Linked DNA regions of Homo sapiens: region 2 is linked to region 1. The links are chromatin loops, found by intact Hi-C in ENCODE. Cell type or tissue: heart right ventricle. All regions are shown on one strand. Each heading gives the region's core, and the rest is flanking DNA. Links, peaks and the distances in the headings are about the cores only.

Region 1 (8,000 bases), core at 1-8,000:
TTCGCCATGTTGGCCAGGTTGGTCTCAAACTCCTGACCTCAAATGATCCGCCCATCTTGGCCTCCCAAAGTGCTGGGATTACTGGTATGAGCCACTGCTCCCGGCCAAGATTATTTTAAAAGGCATGACACACTGTCTCTCGTGCTCCACCATGGTAAGACGTGCTTGCTTCCCCTTCACCTTCCGCTATGATTGTAAGTTTCCTGAGGCCTCCTAGTCATGCTTCCTGTTAAGCCTGTGGAACTGATGCAATTGAAGACACTGGTTATTTTATCAAGGTTTTGACTAGAATGGCATGCTTTCAGATACAAACAGACTGTTCTAAGAAACCAAAGTTGACTTATAGGGCCAATAAAACTCCTCAGGAAAGCTGGCCTTATACCTTGTCTACCCAGTCCCTGTATAGGGTTCCTGATCTGTGGGGTTTTGCATGTCTGACCCCCATGGCTCCACCTGGACCTCCCAACCCCACTCCTGTGGCCCCACCCAGAAGGAATTCAGCTCACAGGAGGGCAGTTTAGACTCCCTATGATTTCATCCGCCCCAATCAATCAGCAGCAAGCCCCAGTTACCTGACCTCCCCCCTCTTTCCCCAAACTGCCTTTGAAAAACTCCTAACCTAGGAACTTTGGAGGAGATGATTTGAGTGCTAACTCCATCTCCCACATGGCGTGGTCAGCCTTGTGTCTGTTAAGCTCTTTCTTTATGGGGGAAAAAAAAAAGCTTGGCAGCTTATTATTTTTCTGAAAAAATAGCGTTTTAAACATCTGACTACAGAAATACATGCTCATTGTAGTGGCCAGGTGTGGTGGCTTATGCCTGTAATCCCAGCACTTTGGGAGGCCAAAGTAGTGGATTACTTGAGGCCAGGAGTTCGAGACCAGCCTTGTCAACATGGTGAAACTCCATCTCTACTAAAAATACAAAAATTAGCCAGGCATGGTGGCACATGCCTGTAGTCCCAACTACTCAGGAGGCAGAGGCAGAGAATTGCTTGAAGCCAGGAGGCAGAGGTTGTAGTGAGCTGAGATCATGCCCTGTGCTCCAGCCTGGGCAACAGAGGGAAACTCGTTCTCAAAAAAAAAAAAAAAAAAAAAAAAAAAAAAAAAACAATGCCGGGCACGGTGGCTCATGCCTGTAATCTCAGTACTTTGGGAGGCTGGGGCAGGCAGGTGATCACCTGAGGTCAGGAGATCAAGACCAGCTTGGCCAACATGGGGAAACCCTATCTCTACTAAAAATACAAAAATTAGCCAGGTGTGGTGGCGTGCACCTGTAATCCCAGCTACTCAGGAGGCTGAGATGGGAAAATCGCTTGAACCCAGGAGGCAGAGGTTGCAGTGAGCCAAGATCTCACCACTGCACTCCAGCCTAGGTGATAGAGCAAGATTCCGTTTCAAAAAAAAAAAAGAAAAGAAATGCATGCCCATTGTAGAAAAATTATAAACAAAAGCACCAGAAAAGAAAATTCCCAAGAAATACTTTCATCTTTTTGAATTTATCCTTCTAATCTTTTTTATTGTCACCAGGTTGGAGTGCAGTGGTGCCATCTCGGCTCACTGCAACCTCCACCTCCCAGGTCCAAGCAATTATCCTGCCTCAGCCTCCCAAGTAGCTAGGACTACAGGCGCCCATCACCATGCCGGGCTAATTTTTGTATTTTTAGTAGAGACGGGGTTTCACCATATTGGCCAGGCTGGTCTCGAACTCCTGACCTTGCGATCTGCCCACCTCGGCCTCCCAAAGTGCTGGGATTGCAGGCATGAGCCACCGCGCCTGGTCTTTTTTTTTCTTGAGATGGAGTCTCGCTTTATCACCCAGGCTGGAGTGCAGTGGTGTGATTTCGGCTCATTGCAACCTCTACCTCCTGGGTTCAAGCGATTCCCCTGCCGCAGCCCCCCAAGTAGCTGGGATTACAGATGCCCACCCCTGTACCTGGCTAATTTTTGTATTTTTAGTAGAGACAGAGTTTCACCATGTTGGCCAGGCTAGTCTCGAACTCCTGATCTCAAGTGATCTGCCAGCCTTGGCCTCCAAAAGTGCTGGGATTACAGGCATGAGCCACCGCGCCCAACCGGCATAATTTTTAATAGTGGCTCAGTATCCATTGCATGGAGTGGGGGTCATGATTTTTTTTGTTGTTTTACTTTTTAAAAATTGTTTGTAGAGACAGCGTCCCACTGTGTTGCCTAAGCTGGTCTCAAACTGCTAGGTTCAAGTGCTCCTCCCACCTCAGCCTCCCAAAGTGCTGGGATTATAGGCATGAGCCACTGCGCCAGTCCTGTATTTTGATTTTTTTTAAGTAACCCCCTAATGTTGTACAGTTTGGTTGTTTCCAGTTTTTCACCATCAATAGCAATAAACATCTTTGTATGTATCCTTCTGCTCATATCCCTAATTATTTTTTTAGCACTCACAAGTAGAATTTTGCATCTAAGGAAGAGCTACATTGTCAAGACTTTTGCTATTCATTGCCAAATTTCATTAAAAAGTTGTACAAATACACACCACTGGCAGCAGTGTATGAGAATGCTATAATAAAGGCTTTGGGCCAAGTTGACAATTATGAGCAAAAAAAAAAAAAAAAAAAAACAAAATCAAGAAGATAAGTGTTTGCTAAAGGCTCACCCTACGCCAGCTGTGTTTATTTGTTGAACTCTATCACCATGTTCCTTGGCCCAAACACTGAAGGTCCTTTAGATTCTTAGTTTATTTAGTGCCTCTTTCAACACTCTAGTACTTTGACCCCAGTCTTATCTGAAGGAAAGAGGATTTCTGGTAAATAGTTTCCAATTTGGAAACTCAACCCAAGCACTTCCATCCCTCATCCCAGTGTGGACCACCTCTGTGGTTTTAACTGCTGGGGATGAGTCAGAAAGTGATGCTGGCTGAGTTGGAACTGAGAACTGTAATGCTTATAAGAAATAATAGAGAAGGTTTGAGGTGAAAAAGTCATGTTCCGAGGTACAAAGGAAAAACCAATAACAACCCAGAGTTTGGAGTTTCATTCTGCCCTGCTCTGATAATATCACTATGGTGATGTTCTCCATAAACAATTGCAAAATAGCAAGATGAAAAGGAACAAGCAAGTTCCACCCAGGCGATCTGGAGTTATTTTAGGGATCAAGGCAGTGTCATCTGGGGTAAATATGGAATGCAAAATCTGTTCTTGTAATAATCATCCCCTTCTTTTGTGAGGCTGAACAAAGACCTGGCAAATCAGTCGTTTTGTGCTCAAAGAAGCACTGACCCAGTGTTCTCAGGGCCAAAGAGAAAGTGAAGCCAAAACAATGGAAATGATGGTTAATAACAGATGCTGGAATTATTCTTCTCACACCCATGGACTCTGAGACTCCACTGAGCCTGGTGTGGAGTCCAAGCGGGTGGAACAACGGTGATGTTCTTGGGTAGGGTTGGCCCAGTTGAGAGGCTGGGATCGGGACCCCAGGTTGCTGAGCTCGGTTGCCTGCCCTTGACCTTGATTCTTGGGCCAGAGTCGGTGGAGGGAAGCATCTTCAAGGCCACGGTCTGTCTCTGGGGCATCACCATCTGCTGCAGATGACATTTACTGCTCCTATCCTCATGCTATTCTCTTTGAACCCCTGACTCAGCGAGCCCCAGTCCAAAAAGCAGAACTAGCTATTTTTTGCATCAAGAAAAAGATGTCAGGCAATACACTTGCCGAATTCTTTGCTGACCCTGAAACGCTTCCTCTTTGCACTTAACTCCTGTTCTTCCTTTATTCTCTTTGCTGCCTTCTCTTCTAGACCACTAAATTGCAAGCGCCGCTATCTTCTCCAATGAAGATGCTCAAGGGAAGGGCTGTACTCAGCCATGGAGGCTGGCACAGTGCCTGGGGCACGCAAGTTTCTCCATAAATGTCAGCTCATAGGAGGTGAATTCAAAATCCCATGCCTACCCTAAAATGGACATTTCTCCGGCAGATCTGAGACTGAGGCTATTTGTTCATTCATTCAACAAATATTTATTGAGCACCTACTAGAAACCAGAATTTGTGCTAGGGACTGGAGCTGTAAGGGAAACAAGATTCCAGGGCCCTGTCCTTATGGAGATTACATTCTTGTACACTGTAATGCAAGTGGTGAGCACAGCTTCCATCTTGTCACAGTGGTGAGCACAACCTACTTCTCTGACCATTGGACAAAAAATTGCACTCCCCACTTACCTTGTCTTATTTTATATTTCTTTGTTGCTGATCTTTCAGTCTTTGCATGCAAAAATGTATCCTCTTTGAGGGTGCTTTATGATGTTCATTGCTGAATCCCAAGCACCTAGAACCACTTCTAGCATCCAGCAGGTGTGTTGGTCTATTTGGGCTGTTATAACAAACTACCATGGACTGAGCATTTTATAAACAGCAGAAATTTACTTCTCACCGTTCTGGAGGCTGGCAAGTCCAAGATCATGGCGCCAGCAGATTTGGTGTCTGGTGAACGCCCTATTCCTGGTTCACAGGTGGTGCCTTCTCACTGTGTCCCCACATGGTGGAAGGGGCTGGCTAGTGCCCTATGGTCTCTTTCATAAGCACACTGATCCCAATCCTGAGGTCACCACTCTCATGCCCTGATCACTTCCCCAAATGCCCACCTCCTAATACCTTGGAAGTGAAGATTTTACATATGAATATTAGGGACACAAAAACATTCAGACCATAGCAAAGTGTTCAACAAATACCTGTCAAATCAATTTATTTAATAAACTCTGCAATCTTCTAGAACTTTCTAGCACAAATCTCCAGGGAATGAGCTGAGAACTCCAGAAATTCATAACTACAAATTACAACTACCCAGGACTTTCCAGATTACAAAGGAGGGAGGTGCATGGGAAGGAGCCTTCGCCTCTCTTGAGTCCTGGGTTCCTTCTTGTAAAATAGAAACAATAACACCTACCTTTGGGGCCTGTTGTGAGGATCGGATGAAGTAATGGGTGGGAATTACTCAGCCCAGAACCTGGCAAGCAGTATTTGCTCCATGCCTGGGGACAGTGCTATTGTTTATTATTTGAGCGTCCCAATTCTGTGTGGACTTTATTATTAGCTTGGCCATTTAACTGACACAGAAAACAGGACTAACGGGGGTATACTAATTTGCCGAGGGTAGCTCAGGAGGGACTAGAACCCCAGCTACATACACCCATGGGGCTGAATTCCAAACACAATGCCTTATCTACCACCCCAGGGGTGCCACCTCTGGAGGGAAAACACAAGGGTGCCTCCTGATTCTTCCAACCCCCGACTCCACCACCCCATCCTCTCCCACCATTGTGTTGTTCTCCATTCTCAGTCTACCCCACCCATCACCAAGGGCACAAAAGAGCTCAGAGGAGAAGCAAGCTTGAGGGGAAGACTGTGCATTTGGTTAGTAGGAGCAGGACGAATCCCCCTCCCGCCCACCTGCAGCTTCCTGTGATGCTTCCTCCAAGTTCCCCACAGCCCCCTCTTCTCTCATGCCTTGGGGACCCTCAGCCTGCCAGCCTCTAAGCTGTCGGGGATTCTGATCCAATCAGAAGAGATGGGCTATGAGACCTGTTAGCATAAACAGATCGGGAAATCTTCTTGAAACAGAGAGGTCCTTGAAATTGAACTTCCTAAAAATGATTATGGTTTTTTTTTTTTTTTTTTTTTTTTTTTGGAGACAGAGTCTCGCTCTGTCACCCAGGCTGGAGTGCAGTGGCCAATCTCGGCTCACTGCAAGCTCCGCCTCCCGGGTTCACGCCATTCTCCTGCCTCAGCCTCCCGAGTAGCTGGGACTACCGGTGCCCGCCACCATGCCCGGCTAATTTTTTTGTATTTTTTTTAGTAGAGATGGGTTTCACCGTGTTACCCAGGATGATCTTGATCTCCTGACCTCATGATCTGCCCGCCTCAGCCTCCCAAAGTGCTAGGATTACAGGCATGAGCCACTGCGCCTGGCCAAAAATGATTATGATTTTTTTAAAAAGTAGGCCAGGTGCGGTGGCTCACACGTATAATCCCAACACTTTGGGAGGCTGAGGCAGGAGGATCACTTGAGGCCAGTGTTACTGGAAAGGGGTCCCAATCCAGACCCCAAGAGAGGGTTCTTGGATCTTGTGCAATAAAGAATTCAGGGCAAGTCCATAGAGTGAAGTGAAAGCAACTTTATTAAGAAAGTAAAAGAATAAAAGAATGGTTGGCCGGGCGCGGTGGCTCACGCCTGTAATCCCAGCACTTTGGGAGGCCGAGGCGGGTGGATCATGAGGTCAGGAGATCGAGACCATCCTGGCTAACAAGGTGAAACCCCGTCTCTACTAAAAATACAAAAAATTAGCCGGGCGCGGTGGCGGGCGCCTGTAGTCCCAGCTACTCGGGAGGCTGAGGCAGGAGAATGGCGTGAACCCGGGAAGCGGAGCTTGCAGTGAGCCGAGATTGCGCCACTGCAGTCCGCAGTCCGGCCTGGGCGACAGAGCGAGACTCTGTCTCAAAAAAAAAAAAAAAAAAAAAAAAAAAAAAAGAATGGCTACTCCATAGGCAGAGCAATGGTATGTGCTGCCCACCTGAATGTACTTATAGTTATTTCTTGACTATACGCTAAACAAGGGGTGGATTATTCATGAGTTTTCTGGGAAAGGGATGGGGATTTCCAGGAATTGAGCGTTCCTTCCCGTTTTAGACCATAAAGGATAACTTCAGAACATTGCCACGGCATTTGTAAACTGTCATGGAGCTGGTGGGAGTGTCTTTTAGCATGCTAATGCATTCTAATTAGCATATCATGAGCAGTGAGGTCAACAAGAGGTCACTTTCATCATCATTTTGGTTTTGGTGGGTTTTGGCCGGCTTCTTTACCACATCCTGTTTTATCAGCAAGGTCTTTGTGACCTGTATCTTGTGCCGGCCTCCTATCTCATCCTGTGACTAAGAATGCCTAACCTGGGAACGCAGCCCAGGAGGTCTCAGTTATTTTACCCAGCCCCTATTCAAGATTGAGTTGCTCTGGTTCAAATGCCTCTGACACTAGGAGTTCAAGACCAACCTGGGCAACATAGTGAGACACCATCCATACAAAATAAAAATTTTAAAATTAGCTGGGCATGGTGGCATGCCTACAGTCCCAGCCATTGGGGAGGTTGAGGCAGGAGGATTGCTTGAGTCCAGGAGTTTGAGGCTGCACTTAGCAGTGATGGCACTACTGCACTCCAGCCTGGGTGACAGCATGTCTAAAGAAAACAAACAAAACGAAAACTATAATAGCGTTAGCTGTAATTCATTAAATATTTCCATGGTGCTGGGTAGTGTGAGAGGCAATTTATAAATGTCCAGCTCTGATAACAACCAGGAAAGGCAGGTAGTATTATTCCTATTTTATAGATGAAAAAGTTGAGGCTCTGGAAAATGAATGATCTTGTGGGCCGGGCATGGTGGCTTATGCCTGTAATCCCAGCACTTTGGGAGGCTGAAGCGGGTGGATCACTTGAGGTCAGGAGTTCCACACAAGCCTGCCAACATAGTGAAACCCCATCTCTACTAAAAATACAAAAATCAGTTGGGCATGGTGGCACGTGCCTGTAGTCCCAATTACTCAGGAGGCTGAGGCAGGAGAATCGCTTGAACCTGGGAAGTGAAGATTGCAGTGAGCCGAGATCGTATCACTGGACTCCAGCCTGGGCGACAGTACGAGAGAAAAAAGAAAGAAAGAAAGAGAGAAAGAGAGGGAGGGAGGGAGGGAAAGAAAATGAATGATCTTGTCAGAGGTCATGTGGCTACTAAGTAATGAATGCTGAGATTTAAACCCGGTCTATCTGCCCTCAAAACTCATGCTCCTTCTGCCTTACAAAAATGGTGGGGGGTGCAGGGGAAGTTATGTGGCACCCATCCTAGCGTCACTCTGAAAAAAATTGGAAACATCCTAAAAAATACAAAAATTGAGGATGGTTATGTGATTTATAGTGAGTGTAGTCAGTAGACTATTGCAATGACTAAAAACGATGCAAGGGGCCGGGCATGGTGGCTCATGCCTATA
Region 2 (14,844 bases), core at 2,692-10,691, 57 kb after region 1:
CTTGACAACTGTTTTGATTTTTGCCTTCCTAAATTGAATCCTTAAATAGAAAAAAATAAAATAAAACTTTCAAAATATGTTCTTCACCTAAAATGATCTTTGAGATTTCCCAAGTAACCCTGGAAAATCACAAAGATTTGTTCTTTCACTTTAGATGAAAAATGCAAGAAATAATTAGGTTTAATTAAAAAGTTGGACGGGAAGAGTTGTCAATTCAGAAGAGATGCTCAGGTTAAATTTGTGTAATTAAAATATTATTCACATAAATATTTTAAAATTGCATGCTTTATGGGAAGCCCCTGAGACAATGGCCTTGTCCCTTATATTTTTGTTTTGTTTTTTTGGGGGGTTTGGGGTGGTCCTGGCTGGAGTGCAGTGGCGCGATCTCGGCTCACAGCAGCCTCAACCTCCCAGGTTCAGGTGATTCTTCCACCTCAGCCTCCCAAGTAGCTGGAACTATAGGCGCACGCCACCATGCCCAGCTAATTTCTTTATTTTTAAAGTAGAGACAGGGTTTTCACCATGTTGCCTAGGCTGGTCTCAAACTCCTGGACTCAAGGAATCCACTGCCTCAGCCTCCCAAAGTGCTGGGATTACAGGCGTGAACTCCTGCTCCCGGCTGTCCCTTGTATGTTTTTATCCTTAAGGAGAACGCTCCCATGAGCTAGTTCTCTTATGAACTAGAACTCCTGAAACAGATCTGTCGAGTTTTCCGACTTTTATCAAAGTCCTGGTCATGCTTTGCCTGATGATATTGGCAACAACAGTACAGTGTTATCAGCTATGAGTTCAGTTTTCTTTCTTCCTTCCTTTCCTTTCCCTTCCCTTCCCTTCTCTTCCCTTCCCTTCCCTTCCCTTCCCTTCTCTTCCCTTCCCTTCACTTCCCTTCCCTTCCCCTTCCCCTTCCCCTTCAATTCCCTTTCCCCTTTGCCTTCCCTTCCCCTTCCCCTTCTGTTCCCCTTCCCTTCCTCTTCCCCTTCCCTACCTCTTCCCATTCCCTTCCCCTTCCCCTTCCCCTTTCACTTTCCTTTCCTTTCCTTTCTTTTTTTTATTTTGTTGAGACAGGGTATCTGTCACCCAGGCTGGAGTGCAGTGATGCAATCATGGCTCACTGCAGGCTCAACCTCCCCGGGCTCAGATGATCCTCCCACCTCAGCCTTCCTTAGTAGCTGGGACCACAAGCAGGCACCACCATGCCTGGCAATTTTGTATTTTTCTAGAGATGGGATTTCTACATATTGCCCAGGCTAGTCTTGAACTCCTGGGCTCAAGAGATCTGCCTGTCTTGGCCTCCCAAAGAGCTGGGATTATAGGCGTGAGCTACCACACCCGGCCAAGTTCAGTTATTTAAAATGTTTACTTGCCACAACCTTCCTTCTTTAATTTGAATCTATCATGGTCAAAGCCAGTGTGTCTTGGTTAGGATGCACATCAGACTCGTCATGGAACAGAGAGCTGTAAACATTTGTAAGGTGTCTAGGCTCTACTCTACTGTTACTGAATCTTTCTTCTTTTTTTTAAACAGTTTTGCTTTGTTGCCCAGGCTGGAGTGCAGTGGCGCAATCTCGGCTCACTGCAACCTCCACCTCCTGGGTTTGAGCAATTCTGCTGCCTCAGCCTCTGAGTAGCTGGGATTACAGGTGCATGCCATCACGCCCAGCTGATTTTTGGTATTTTAGTAGAGACGGAGTTTCACCATGTCAGCCAGGCTGGTCTCAAACTCCTGAGCTCAGGTAATCCATCTGTCTCAGCCTCCCAAAGTGCTAGGATTATAGGCATGAAGCCGCCACTCCTGGCCTGAATCTCTTTAGTTGATATTCTTGGTACCAAACTCCTGGGCTCATAAAAACAAAAATTATGTCCAGGAGCAGTGGCTCATGTCTGTAATCCCAACATTTTGGGAGGTTGAGGTGAGAGGATTGCTTGAGCCCAGGAGTTTGAGACCAGCTTGGGCAATATAGTGGGATCCCATCTCTATAAAAAATAAAAATAAAATTAGCTAGGCATGGTGGTGCATGCCTGTAGTCCAAGCTACTTGGGAGACTGAGGCAGGAGGATCACTTGAGCTCAAGAAGTTGAGGCGGTGGTGAGCCATGATCATGCCACTGCGCTCCAGCCTGGGCGACGGAGTCAGAACCTGTCTCAAAAAAAAAAAAAATGTTTCTGTATTATCATATGTTCAATCTCAAGATTTTCTTTCCTCTGTACAAATTATGTTCATACATTTCTATGAATCAGATGTAATATTTACTGATTTCTGTGCAGATAGATGTAATCAATTATCTTTAGAGGTATTTTGTCAAAATTTTGGATGTGGTTTTATTATCTCTGTTTTGCATGCCACAGAAACAACCACATTTCCTTGTTTCCTGGCTCCTGTTATGAACCTTCATCAGATCTTTCTTATTTTATTTTATTTTATATTGTATTGTATTGTATTGTATTTTAAGATGGACTCTCGCTCTGTTGCCCAGGCTGGAGTGCAGTGGCACAATCTCGGCTCACTACAACCTCTGCTTCCTGGGTTCAAGCGATTCCCCTGCCTCAGCCTCCTGAGTAACTGTATTACAGGCGTGTGCCACCATGCCCAGCTAATTTTTTGTATTTTTAATAGAGACAGGGTGTCATCATGTTGGCCAGGCTGGTCTCGAACTCCTGACCTCAGGTGAGCTGCCCCCCTCGGCCTCCCAAAGTGCTGGGATTACAGGTGTGAGCCACCGAGCCCGGCCAGACCTTTCACATTTTAAGATGATCTATAATAAATTAACCAAAGCCATATTAACTCTCTGTCATCTGCAATGCCTCAGAGGTTTACTGCTATAAGCTACAGGCTGGATTTGGTGTTTCGAACCAAGGACAGTCTCAGAGCTGTATGGGAAAGGACTGTACCAGGTACTTCAAACTGAGCTGAGCTGACATTACTTAGAAAATTCTTAGACTATTATCAATGGAATGAGTCAGGATTTCCAGGGCTGTTGAGGGTTAGAAGCAAATAGTTTCATGTTTAACTCAGAAGACAGCAGAATAAGAATTAATTACATAGGACTGAGTGAACTGATGAGGGAAATTTTATTGTATTTTTCTAAACAAATATGTTTAGAAAACTGCTGGTGTTGTTTCAACGTTCTATTGTCCTTATTTATTAAAGAAGAAATGTCCTTTCTCTCTCTTCTTAATCCATCTGTAACCATAACAATTTTGTCATCTCTGCTTTTATAAACGGAAAGAAACCATTTAAAAATGATATCTGATTCTCCCTGGCCTTCTAGAATTCAGAAACTCTTATAAAGTCTTTTTACTTTTTGGCCAGCCGTGGTGGCTCATGCCTGTAATCCCAGCACTTTGGGAGGCCGAGGCGGGCAGATCATCTGAGGTCAGGAGTTCGAGACCAGCCTGACCAACATGGAGAAACCTCGTCTCTACTAAAAATACAAAACTAGCCGGGCTTGGTGGTGGGCACCTGTAATTCTAGCTACTCGGGAGGCTGAGGCAGGAGACTCTCTTGAACCCGGGAGGTGGAGGTTGCGGTGAGCCGAGATTGCGCGATTGCACTCCAGCCTGGGCAACAAGAGCGAAACTCCACCTAAAAAAAAAAAAAAAGTCTTTTTACTTTTCATGGTAATAGTTATTTGCACATGTTCAGCAGGACTATGTCCTCCTTCTTACCAGGACAAATGGATTAATTGTAGCCAAGGCCTCACTTGGAGCATCATATCTGAGAATGGTGCTCACTAAATCAGGTGTGACAGGGCATTTTAAGGGATAAAATTTGTGTTAATACTTACGGAACACACGCCTACAAAGGTCTCCATGAAAACTGGCTTGGGGCCAGGTGCGGTGGCTCACACCTGTAATCCCACCACTTTGGGAGGCCAAGGCAGGCAGATCACCTGAGGTCAGGAGTTTGAGAACAGTATGGCCAACATGGTGAAACCTCATTTCTACTAAAAATATAAAAATTAGCCAGCTGTGGTGGCGGTAATCTGTAGTCCCAGCTACTGGGCAGGCTGAGGCAGGAGAATAGCCTGAACCGGGGAGGCGAAAGTTGCAGGAGCTGAGGTCGCACCACTGCACTCCAGCCTGTATGATAGAACCAGACTCTGTCTTAAAAAAAAAAAAAAAAAAGGGCCGGGCGCGGTGGCTCACGCCTGTAATCCCAGCAGTTTGGAAGGCTGAGGCGGATGAATCACCTGAGGTCAGGAGTTCGAGACCAGCCTGACCAACATGGAGAAACACCATCTCTACTAAAAATACAAAAAAAAAAATTAGCCGGGCATGGTGGCGCATGCCTGTAATCTCAGCTACTCTGGAGGCCGAGGCAGGATAACTGCTTGAATCTGGGAGGCGGAGGTTGTGGTGAGCCAAGATCGTGCCATTGCACTCCAGCCCGGGCAACAACAGCGAAACTCAGTCTCAAAAAAAAAAAAAAAAAAAAAAAAAGAACAAACAAAAAAAACAAAAGTGACTTGGTACCTGATTTACAGATATTAAAGACAGTCACTTCCTGGAAGGCCAGGAACTTTATGATATTCAGAGAACAAAAAAAGAGAAGAATTCACTCAGATATACAGGTTTGACAGGTGAAAGAAATTTTGTGGGAAGCGTCTTGAGCTGGGTGTCTTAACTTTGAAATAACAAATAATAGAGCCTTTTACGATTCCAGCTGGGAAAAGAATAAAGATTCCAATTGGAGATTCCTTATGAAAACTTCTAGACAAAAGCTAATTTTGTAATTGTTTGAAACGACATGGCTGTAAATTTTGTGAAGCACATTTAGGAGGCCTATACGACAAATTAATATTTTTTTTTCTTTGAGACAATGTGTCATTCTGTCGCCCAGGCTGGAGTGCAGTGGCGCAATCATGGCTCACTGCAGCCTCAACCTCCTAGGCTCAGGTAATCCTCCCACCTTAGCCTCCTTAGTAGCTGAGACTACAGGTGTGTGCCACCATGCCCAGCTAATTTTTTGTATTTTTTGTAGAGAAGGGGTTTCACGATGTTGCCCAAGCTAGTCTGGACCTCCTGGGCTCAAGTGATCCATCCACCTCGGCCTCCCAAAAGTGCTGAGGTTACAGGCATGAGCCACCATGTCTAGCTGACAAATTAACTCTCTTGCTGTACCTACATAAACAATCAGACCACATCTAATGAGAACAGTCAATTTTTAAATCAAGAGTCATTTTTCTTTAAGATTATAATGATCCTAAGGGGTTGGGGAGATCATAGGGACAAATTAGAAAAACCTCGACATTCAGTGGGTGTCCTGACTAGCTCAACCCATAGGATTATTTTTGGCCCTTCATTGTCTTTGAGCTACTTTATAGCTCTGTATCTTGTAGAAAGCTGTCAGTAAAACAAATTGTTCTTTTTTTTTTTTTTTTTTTTTTTTGAGATGGGAGTTTCACTCTTGTTGCCCAGGCTGGAGTGTAATGGTGCGATCTTGGCTCACCGCAACCTCCACCACCCGGGTTCAAGCGATTCTGCTGCCTCAACCTCCCGAGTAGCTGGGATTACAGGCATGCACCACCACACCCAGCTAATTTTTGTGTTTTTAGTAGAGACAGGGTTTCATCATGTTGGTCAGGCTAGTCTCGAACTCCTGACCTCAAGTGATCTGCTGCCTCGGCCTCCCATAGTGCTGGGATTACAGGCATGAGTCACTGTGCCCGGCCTGGTTCTTGTCCATAGAAATGCAACTTGTGTCCGGTAGAATGAAATTAATTATTGCCTTGTGGATATCAACCAACTTTGCCAGTTTCGTACCTAATCTGTAAGTTCACTTCCCTGTTCCTTACGCGACTATAACTGTGAGATATTTTGAACTAGTCGTAACATCTTATCAATTCCCTCATTACTTAATGTGTTCCACAAAATCTTTGATATGGGTTCATTTAATATCTGTATGAAAGTCATAATTTTATTGTTTTTGAAAATTACCCCTGGACTTAATATATATAAGGTGCTTAGAATAGGGTCTGGCACCAAGTATGGACTCAGTAAATGTTAGCTTTTGTAAGTAACGGATTAATAACATCCCTTGTTTTATAGATGAACAGAATGAAGTGCAGAGGAGACAAGCACATTTGCTTAAATGGCACTGCTTGCTGGAGATGGAGCAGGAGCTAGAAGCCAAGTCTCTGCTATCAAGCCCCTGCTTTCTTGCTGCCACCCCCGCCCCACCCCTCTCCTACCCACAGTCCTCTCTGGCTGTGCTTTGCTGACCCTACACATTCTTTGGGTTTCATTCTGGATCCTTCTAGGCTAGGTTAGCAGCCCCAACCCCAACCTTTGTGTCTTCCCCTGTGAAGCTGGTATTGTAAATATATTGCAACTATCAATTTCTTCATCTAGGCCAGGTGAACTACTGGCTCATGCCTGTAATCCCAGCACTTTGGGAGGCCGAGGTAGGAGGATGGTTTGAGGCCAGGAGTTTGAGACCAGTCTGGGCAGGATAGTGAGACCCCACCTCTAAAAAATAAAAAAAGAAAATCATCTTCATCTAAGCCATGAGCCACACACAACCAAGGACCGAAACTGTCTTGATTGCCACCCAGCCTGGCACACAGCAAGTAGAAACACCAGAAGTGAGGCCTCATATAGGTGTGGTGTTCTCTCCCCTGGGGATGGGGAGCAGGGCTGCTTTCCAGAACTGACTGGAAACCCTCTGCTCCTCCATCCTCTGACGGCCCAAAACTCCCCCAGGCTCCTGGCAGCTCTAGGCAATATCAAGCCTCCTAGAGAGGATGCCTGGAGCCACTAGCCTCTCAAGACTTGAGTTTCTGTTTTGTTTTTTTCCAAATAAAATTCCAGAAATCCAGGTTTAAAAATAACCAAGCAATGCAATCTTCTCCACCAAGCTGCTTGGCAAAAACAAACCCTCAACAAAGACTAGTGTGCAGTCTCACTTCACACTTACTCATTTTCGGCCGCCAACTCAGCTCTGTTTTGGGTGGGGAGGAAAAGCGGGAGGCAGGACTCCCAGGGGCAGAAGCGCAAGGGCACAGGCGCTGGGCAGAAGCTGGGCTGGACCGTAGGGCCGCCCCGGCTTTGCAGGCACACACCCGTTTGGGAAGACAGCTGCTAGAGACTGCTGCGAAGTCCGGTTTTCCTTGGAGTCCCAACTTGCTGGTCTCCAGCCCTGGATCTGGCAAGAGATCAAAGCAGCCCTGGAAAATGGTCTCCATTCGTAATCCAGAATTCATTCTCCTTCCCCGGGGAGACATCAGCTTCTGCCTGAGCCTGCCTTTCCCCATTATTACTTAGGGAACTGGCCGGTCATAATGGGGAGCAGCATTTATGCTCTTGCGGAACAACAACCTCAAGACTCCCCACTTTTTTTGACATGGTCTATTTTCTAACCTGTCATCCTTTTTTTAAGGCCCATTTTGTGGGTGAGAAAAACGTGTGATGGAAGAGAGGAAATTCAGGACCAGAGGCCTGGAAAACTGTCAGATTTCATATTTCCTCCTCCTTTGAATCAGCATTAATGCCCCTCAATGGGGTTTTCCTGCAAATGCTTGTATAACTCCCTTTTAAAACAATTTTTGCTGTTTTTTCCTTTCCCTGCCCCTGGGTAAGTTATTCCAACTGACTACTTTCCACCTCAAAAGAAAGTAGTGGACAGGAAAAAAGTGGTCGTGTGGTCTGTTGGCTACAGCTCCAAGTGGAGCCAGGAGATTTGGGTTCTATTCTGAGCCTTTCTGAGAACATGACGAGGGGGAGGGACACAAACTTGGCTCTTTTACTGGAGTCCAGGGACTCCATGCCAACAGGAGGAAGTTACTTATTCCGGATCAGAAGGGGACCAGGAACTGGCATTTATTAAACACCTGCAAAGCGCCACGCCCTTGACCAACTAGCTCTTTTTTTCTTTTTTCTTTTTTTTTTTTGAAATGGGATCTTGCTCTGTCACCCAGGCTGAAGTGCAGTAGCGCAATCACAGCTCACTGCAGTCTCTGCCTCCCAGGCTCAAGCAATCCTCCCACCTCAGCCTCCCGTGTAGCTGAGACTACAGGCATGTGCCACTGTGCCTGGCTAATTTTTTTGTATTTTTTGTAGAGATGGGGTTTCATCATATTGCCGAGGCTGGTCTCCAATTCCTGAGCTCAAGTGATTTGCCCACTCACCTCGGCCTCCCAAAGTGCTGGAATTACAGGCATGAGCCACCATGCCTGGCCCCAAGTAACTGTCTCTCTTTTTTTTTTTTTCGAGATGGAGTCTTGCTCTGTCGCCCAGGCTGGAGTGCAGTGGCGCAATCTCAGCTCACTGCAAACTCTGCCTCCTGGATTCAAGCGATTCTCCTGCCTCAGCCTCCTGAGTACCTGGGATTACAGGCATGCGCCACCACACCTGGCTAATTTTTGTATTTTTAGTAGAGATGGGGTTTCACCATGTTGGTCAGGCTGGTCTCGAACTCCTGACCTCATGATCTGCCCACCTCGGCCTCCCAAAGTGCTGGGATTACAGGCATGAGCCACCTCACCTGGCCTCTAACTAGCTCTCTTAATCCTCACAACTTTGCGGGTTAGCTTCTGTAACTTCCTTGTTACAGACTGGGACCCGGAAGCTCAGAGAGATGCAGTGAGTTCCTCAGGGTAGCACAGCTTGTTGGTGCTAGAGCTGGGAACAGAGTCCAGCTCTGGTTCTGGGGTCTGAGTTGTTTCACTACAACATGTAACCCACCAGCTATGCTTTCGTCCTTGACTTACTCCATGTACCGAGTACCTATTACGTACTATAAAGATAACAGTAAGCAAAACAAAGATTCTTTTTCATATGGAGTTTATTTTCTAGTTGGAGGTGGGTGGAAAAAGGAGGAAGACAGAAAATAAATAGGTAAATTATATAACATGCTGTAAGATCTTAAGCGCCAAAAACGAAAGAAAGATTAGAACAGGGTAAGGGGATTGGGAGGGCTGAAGATAGATGTTTCACATTTAAAGAGGGGAATGAGGGGCCAGGCACAGTGGCTCACGTCTGTAATCCCAGCACTTTGGGAGGCCTAGGTGGGAGGATCACTTGAGGTCAGGAGTTCGAGACCAGCCTGGCCAACATAGTGAAACGCTGTCTCCACTAAAAATACAAAAGTTAGCCAGGTATGGTGGCATGCATCTGTAGTCCCAGCTACTTGGGAGGCTGAGGTAGGAGGATCACTTGAGCCTGGGAGGCAGAGGTTGCAGTGAGCTGAGATCACGCTGCTGCATTCCAGCTTTATTTATTTATTCTCAAATACATAAGGTAATCAGGGTAGGCCTCATAGAAGAGATGACATTTGCATGAAGAGTTCAAAGAGATGTGAGAATTAGAAATGCTGCTGTTGGAGGGAAGATTACTGCTGTCAAAGGGAACAGTCAAGTCAGTGCAAAGGCCCTAAGGTAGGAGTGTGCCTATCATGTTTGAGGAGCAGCAAGGAGACCAAAGTGCCTGTAGCAAAGTGAGCAAGGAGCCGGCACATAAAGGGTCACTCTGCCTGCTGTGTTAAAAATAAACAGCAGGGATGGCCGGGTGCAGTGGCTCACACCTGTAATCCTGGCACTTTGGGAGGCCAAGGTGGGTAGATTGCTTGAGGCCAAGAGTTCAAGACCATCCTGGGCAACATGGTGAAACCCCATCTCTACAAAAAACACAAAAATTAGCCGGGCGTGGTGGCGTGCACCCATAGTCCCACCTACGTGGGAGGCTGAGGCGGAAGGATGGCTTGAGCCTGGGAGGTGGAGGTTGCAGTGAGCTGAGATTGTGCAGCCTGGGTGACAGAGCCAGACACCGTCTCAAAAAAAAAAAAAAAAAAATGAACTGCAGGGATGGCCAGGCATGGTGGCTCATGCCTGTAATCCTAGCACTTTGGGAGGCTGAGACGGGAGGATCACTTGAGCTCAGGAGTTCAAGACCAGCCTGGACACCATAGTGAGACTATGTCTCTACTTAATTTAAAAATAAAAATAAAAATAAATGAACTTCAGGGGGACAAGGAGGAAGCTGGGGGAGTAGATGGGGCCATTGCAGTAACCAGGTGAGAAGTCACTGTGGCTCAGACAAGGTTGGGAGCAGTGGAGGCAGGCAGCGGTGGGCAGAGTCAGGAAGGCAGAGCCAGTAGGATTTTCCAATGGATTCAATGTGGGGTGCTTCAAGGCAACGCCAGGGTTTTTGTTGGGCAATTGGAAGAAGAGAGCCATCCATGGAGCTGAAGAAGGCTTCGGGTGTGGCAGGTCTGGGGGTGGAGGGAAGATCAGCAGTTATGCTTTGAGAATTGTGAATCTGACGTGTATCACTGCTCTCCATACAGGGCCAAATCAATAACATCCAAAAAGATGACTGAAGAGGCCCATATACGAAGCGCTTCCAAACAAACTGGCTAGTTCCAGAGTTTCCTCTCCACTGCCTTCCTCTACACCAGCTGTTCTTAACCCAGGGGTCTGTGAACTTGGATGGAAAAAAAATTACACCTTTTTTTCTTTTCCCTTCACTGACCTCATGCTGGAATTTAGCATTTTCTTCCATTGTGATTGTAGGCAACAAACCCCTGCAGACTTAGCAGGACTGGCTCCTGTCACTGATAGAAACCATTGCTATTTTCATCTCACACAACGGGTGCTCTGGATTATCCCCAAATATCTTTCACCCTCATCACTTCTTTGAATTTTTGGTCTTTTTGGATCTGCCATTAAGTCTTATTACTTAACGCATTAACAAGCTCATAAATTATTATATCATAAATTTAAATTTGAAACATTTTTGATAATGGTATTTCACTATATTTGACCTCCCTTGTAGTCCTATGCATTTTATTGTTTGTATGTAAAATCATTATTCTGAGGCTGGGTGCGGTGCCTCACCCCTGTAATCTCAGCATGTTGGGAGACCAAGGTGAGTGGAGTGCTTGAGCCCAGGAGTTACCACCCTGGGCCACATGGTGAAACCCCGTCTCTACAAAAAAAAAAAAAAATACAAAAAGTAGCTGGGTGTGGTGGCGCTCGCCTGTAGTCCCAGCTACTTGGGAGGCTGAGGTGGGAGGATCACCTGACTCAGGAGAGGTTGAGGCTGCAGTGAACCGTGATGGCACTACCATGCTCCACCCTGGGCAACAGAGTGAGTCCCTGTCTCAAAAACAACAATAATAATAATAATAAAAATAAAATAAATATTCTGAGAAAGGCCTCATCAGCTTCCCCAGACTGCTAAAGGGGGTCTGTGGCGCAAAAGAGTTAAGACCCCTGATCTAAGCTAAATATCTTCAGCAAGATGGGAGGGAAAAAAAAGTCATTAAAATGTCTTGATCATGCCAGGAACTCTGCCAGGAACTTTATATTCATGACCTCATTACTCCTCACAATTGCAAAGTGGATATGAATTTTTTTTTTTTGAGACGGAGTTTTGTTCTTTTTGCCCAGGTGGAGTGCAGTGGTGCGATCTTGGCTCACTGCAACCTGCGCCTCCTGGGTTCAAGCAATTCCCTGCCTCAGCCTCCCAAATAACTGGGATTTACAGGCGTGTGCCACCACACCCAGCTAATTTTTGTATTTTTAGTAGAGACGGGGTTTCACCATGTTGGCTGGGCTGGTCTCAAACTCCTGACCTCAGATGATCCACCCACCTAGGCCTCCCAAAGTGCTGGGATTACCGGCCTGAGCCACCACGCCCGGCCTGGATATGGTTTTTCTTTGCATTTTACAATTGGGGAAAGTCACCCAGCAAGTCACTGGAAAATCAGATGTTCAAACTCAGGGCTATCTATTCCTAAAGTCTGTGTTTATTTCACCAAATCAAACTGGATCATATGTTGCAACCTAAATGCCGATAATCAGCCTTGCCCCTCACTTAGCCAAGCAGCAGGGTAGTATTTATTAGTTATGAGCTTGGAAGCTGGGGCTAGACTGTCCGATCTCAAATCTAGCCTTTCTGCTTATTTATATGTGGCTTTAAGTAAATCACTTAACCTCTCCATGTCTTTGTTTCCTGGTCTATAACACAGGCATGATGGTGACAATAATATTGCCAGCATAGATGTGTTGTAGGGTAGCAAGTGTGTGACGCTTAGACCAGTACCTGGGCCTGGCAGGGTGGCTCACACCTGTAATCCCAGGACTTTGAGAGGCCAAGGCAGGAGGATCACTTGAGCCCAGGAATTCAAGACCAGCCTGGGCAACATAGCAAGACCTTGCCTCCACAAAAAATACAAAAATTAGCCAGGTGTGTTGGCAGATGACGGTAGTCCCAGTTACTAGGGAGGCTGAGAGAGGAGGCCAAGGCTGCAGTGAGCCAAGATTTCACCACTGCACTCCACCTGGGCATCAGAGTGAGGCCCTGTCTCAAAAAAAAAAAAGAATAGTACCTGGATTATAGAAGGTGCTTACATTTTTGTTTTTTTGTTTGTTTGTTTGTTTGAGACAGAGTCTTGCTCTGTCACCAGGCTGGAGTGCAGTGGCGCCATCTCGGCTCACTGCAAGCTCCGCCTCCCGGGTTCACGCCATTCTCCTGCCTCAGCCTCCCGATGGGACTACAGGCGCCCGCCACCACACCCGGCTAAGTTTTTTTTGTATTTTTAGTAGAGACGGGGTTTCACCGAGTTAGCCAGGATGGTCTTGATCTCCTGACCTCGCGATCCGCCCGCCTCGGCCTCCCAGTGTGCTGGGATTACAGGCGTGAGCCACCGCGCCCAGCCGCTTGCATTTATTTTTGTTGAGAGCTCTGGCTCCAGAGAAAAACAGATTGGGTTTGAAGGTCAGCATAACTTTTTACTGTGTGATCTTGGGCAACTCATTTAACCTCTCTTTGCTTCAGTGTCCTCATCTGTAAGTGGAGACCATAATACCTACTTCCTAGGGTGGTGGAAAGGATCAAATGAGATAATCAATACAAGAGCCTCAGATACTTACTGACTAGTATAAGCAATCCCTAAAGAGATACATGCTCAATGTGTTAGCATTAATTATTATTATCTGTTGCTCTCTTATTTAAGCCCCATCCATTTCTCTAGTTCTTGTCTTTCTTTCTGTTAAGGCTTTCTTAGCCCTATTTCCTTACTCTTGGGGATTTCATGGAATGTCTAATCAAATTATTAAGGTTATATTCAGACATTTATTACCCAAATATTTACTTAGCTCTTACCATATGCCAGACACTGTTCTGGACATCTGGAAGTATCAGTGAACAAAAGCCACAAATCTCTGCCCACAAGACTCTGATATTCTTTTTTTCTTTTCTTTACTTTTTTTTTGAGATGGAGTTTCACTGTTGTCACCCAGGCTGGAATGCAATGGCGCAATCTCTGCTTACTGCAACCTCCGCCTCCTGGGTTCAAGCGATTCTCCTACCTCCACCTTCAGAGTAACTGGGATTACAGGTGCGCACCACCACACCCAGCTAATTTTTGTATTTTTTAGTAGAGATGGGGTTTTGCCAAGTTGGCCAGGCTGGTCTCAAACTTCTGACCTCAAGTGATCCGCCCACCTCGGCATCCCAAGGTGCTGAGATTACCGCGCCCCGCCTTCTTTTTTTTTCTTTTTTTTTTTTTGAGACAGGATTTCATTCTGTCATCGAGGCTGGAGTGCAGTGGTACAATCAGAGCTCACTCCAGCCTCAACCTCCCAAGTTCAGGTGATCCTCCCACCTCAGCCTGCCTAGCAAGAAGCTGATATCCTAAACACTAGATATTCTGCTTCACTTCAGTCCCTTTTGCTGATCTGGAGAGAATCAAATTAATATTTGACAATAAGGACTTCATATCAACATACTGATTTTTCCAGGAATCACACTGAGGAATTCACCTTCTGTTGGTGATTATTCACCCTCAGCCTTACATTGTTCTCCATTGCACTGATAGCCTCCAACAATTGTCATCTGCTATGGTTTGAATGTGTCCTTCCAAAATTCATGTTGAAAATTAATTCCCAATGCAATAGTATTAAGAGGTGGGGCCAGGTGTGGTGGCTCACACCCACAATCCCAGCACTTTGGGAGGCCGAAGCAGGCAAATCACTGGAGCCCAGGAGTTCAAGAGCAGCCTGGGCAACATGGTAAGACCCCATCTCTATGAAAAATACAAAAATTAACTGGGCACGGTAGCATGCACCTGTAGTCCCAGCTACTTGGGAGGCTGAGGTGGGAGGATCACTTGAGCCCAGGAGGTGGAGGTTGTAATGAGCTGAGATTGTGCCACTGCACTCTAGCCTGGGTGATGAGGTGAGACCCTGTCTCAAAAAAAAAAAAAAAGAAAAAGAGGTAGAGTCTTTAGGAGGTGCTAAGGTCATGAGAACTCCACCCTTGTGAATGAGATTAGTGCCCTTATGAAACGGCTTGAAGAAACCTATTTTGCCCTTCCATCCCTTCCACTATGTGAGGACATGGTATGTGTTCCTTCCACCATGTGAGGATACAGCAAGAAGCTGCCACCTTGGAAACAGACAGGAACCCTTCACTAGACACTGAATCTGCTGGTGCCTTGATTTTGGACTTCCCAGCCTCCAGAACTGTGAGAAATAATTTTTTATTATTTATAAATTAGCAAGTCTAAGGTATTTTGATATAGCAGCCTAAAGGAAGCAAGACACTATCCAATTCCAAAGTCTTTAAAACTCTCAAACACCTGGTAGATTGCACTCATCAGTTTATTTCTCTCATATCCCACTCTAGTCCACCATCAGTGAAAATCTTAACAATTCTCACACAATTGCGTGCCAGAGGCTATTGGTACTCCACAAATGACCAGTGACAGGGTCTTTGTTGCCAGCTAAATGGCAGGTGATCCAGCTCTGAGATCTCATTTTAGTTTGCTTCCTAAGACTACTTTGAGTGTCAGCTGACCTAGGTTGAGTTCTCTGCTGCTATGATGTGAATGTTTGTGTCACC

Evidence for each region. Hi-C counts contacts between places; a loop is a spot of excess contacts. Peaks named below come from ENCODE experiments on the same cell type or tissue, not always from the same donor. Only the 100,000 strongest peaks of a DNase experiment are listed, where the experiment ranks them.
Region 2: a loop joins it to region 1, with 10 times the contacts of the local background. A loop is called at or near these places in 13 of 110 quality-filtered maps.

Annotation. Positions count from the first base shown.
Region 1 is chr1:19,502,288-19,510,287 of GRCh38, forward strand. The region is part of intron 1 of LOC105376819 (a long non-coding RNA gene); the gene reads left to right. LOC105376818 (a long non-coding RNA gene) reads right to left here. Exons shown (of 3, transcript XR_947018.1): 3 at 7,603-7,641. Among named protein-coding and RNA genes, the nearest start is that of CAPZB, 21 kb to the left of the region's middle. In heart right ventricle, for the core only: no CTCF peak of the experiment used is centred there; DNase peaks (open chromatin) are centred at 3,477 and 6,895; H3K4me3 peaks cover 772 bases; H3K27ac peaks cover 7,411 bases.
Region 2 is chr1:19,556,859-19,571,702 of GRCh38, forward strand. No RefSeq gene overlaps it. Among named protein-coding and RNA genes, the nearest start is that of MICOS10-DT, 33 kb to the right of the region's middle. RefSeq lists a silencer at 13,404-13,653. In heart right ventricle, for the core only: no CTCF peak of the experiment used is centred there; DNase peaks (open chromatin) are centred at 6,631 and 7,063; H3K4me3 peaks cover 1,170 bases; H3K27ac peaks cover 2,349 bases.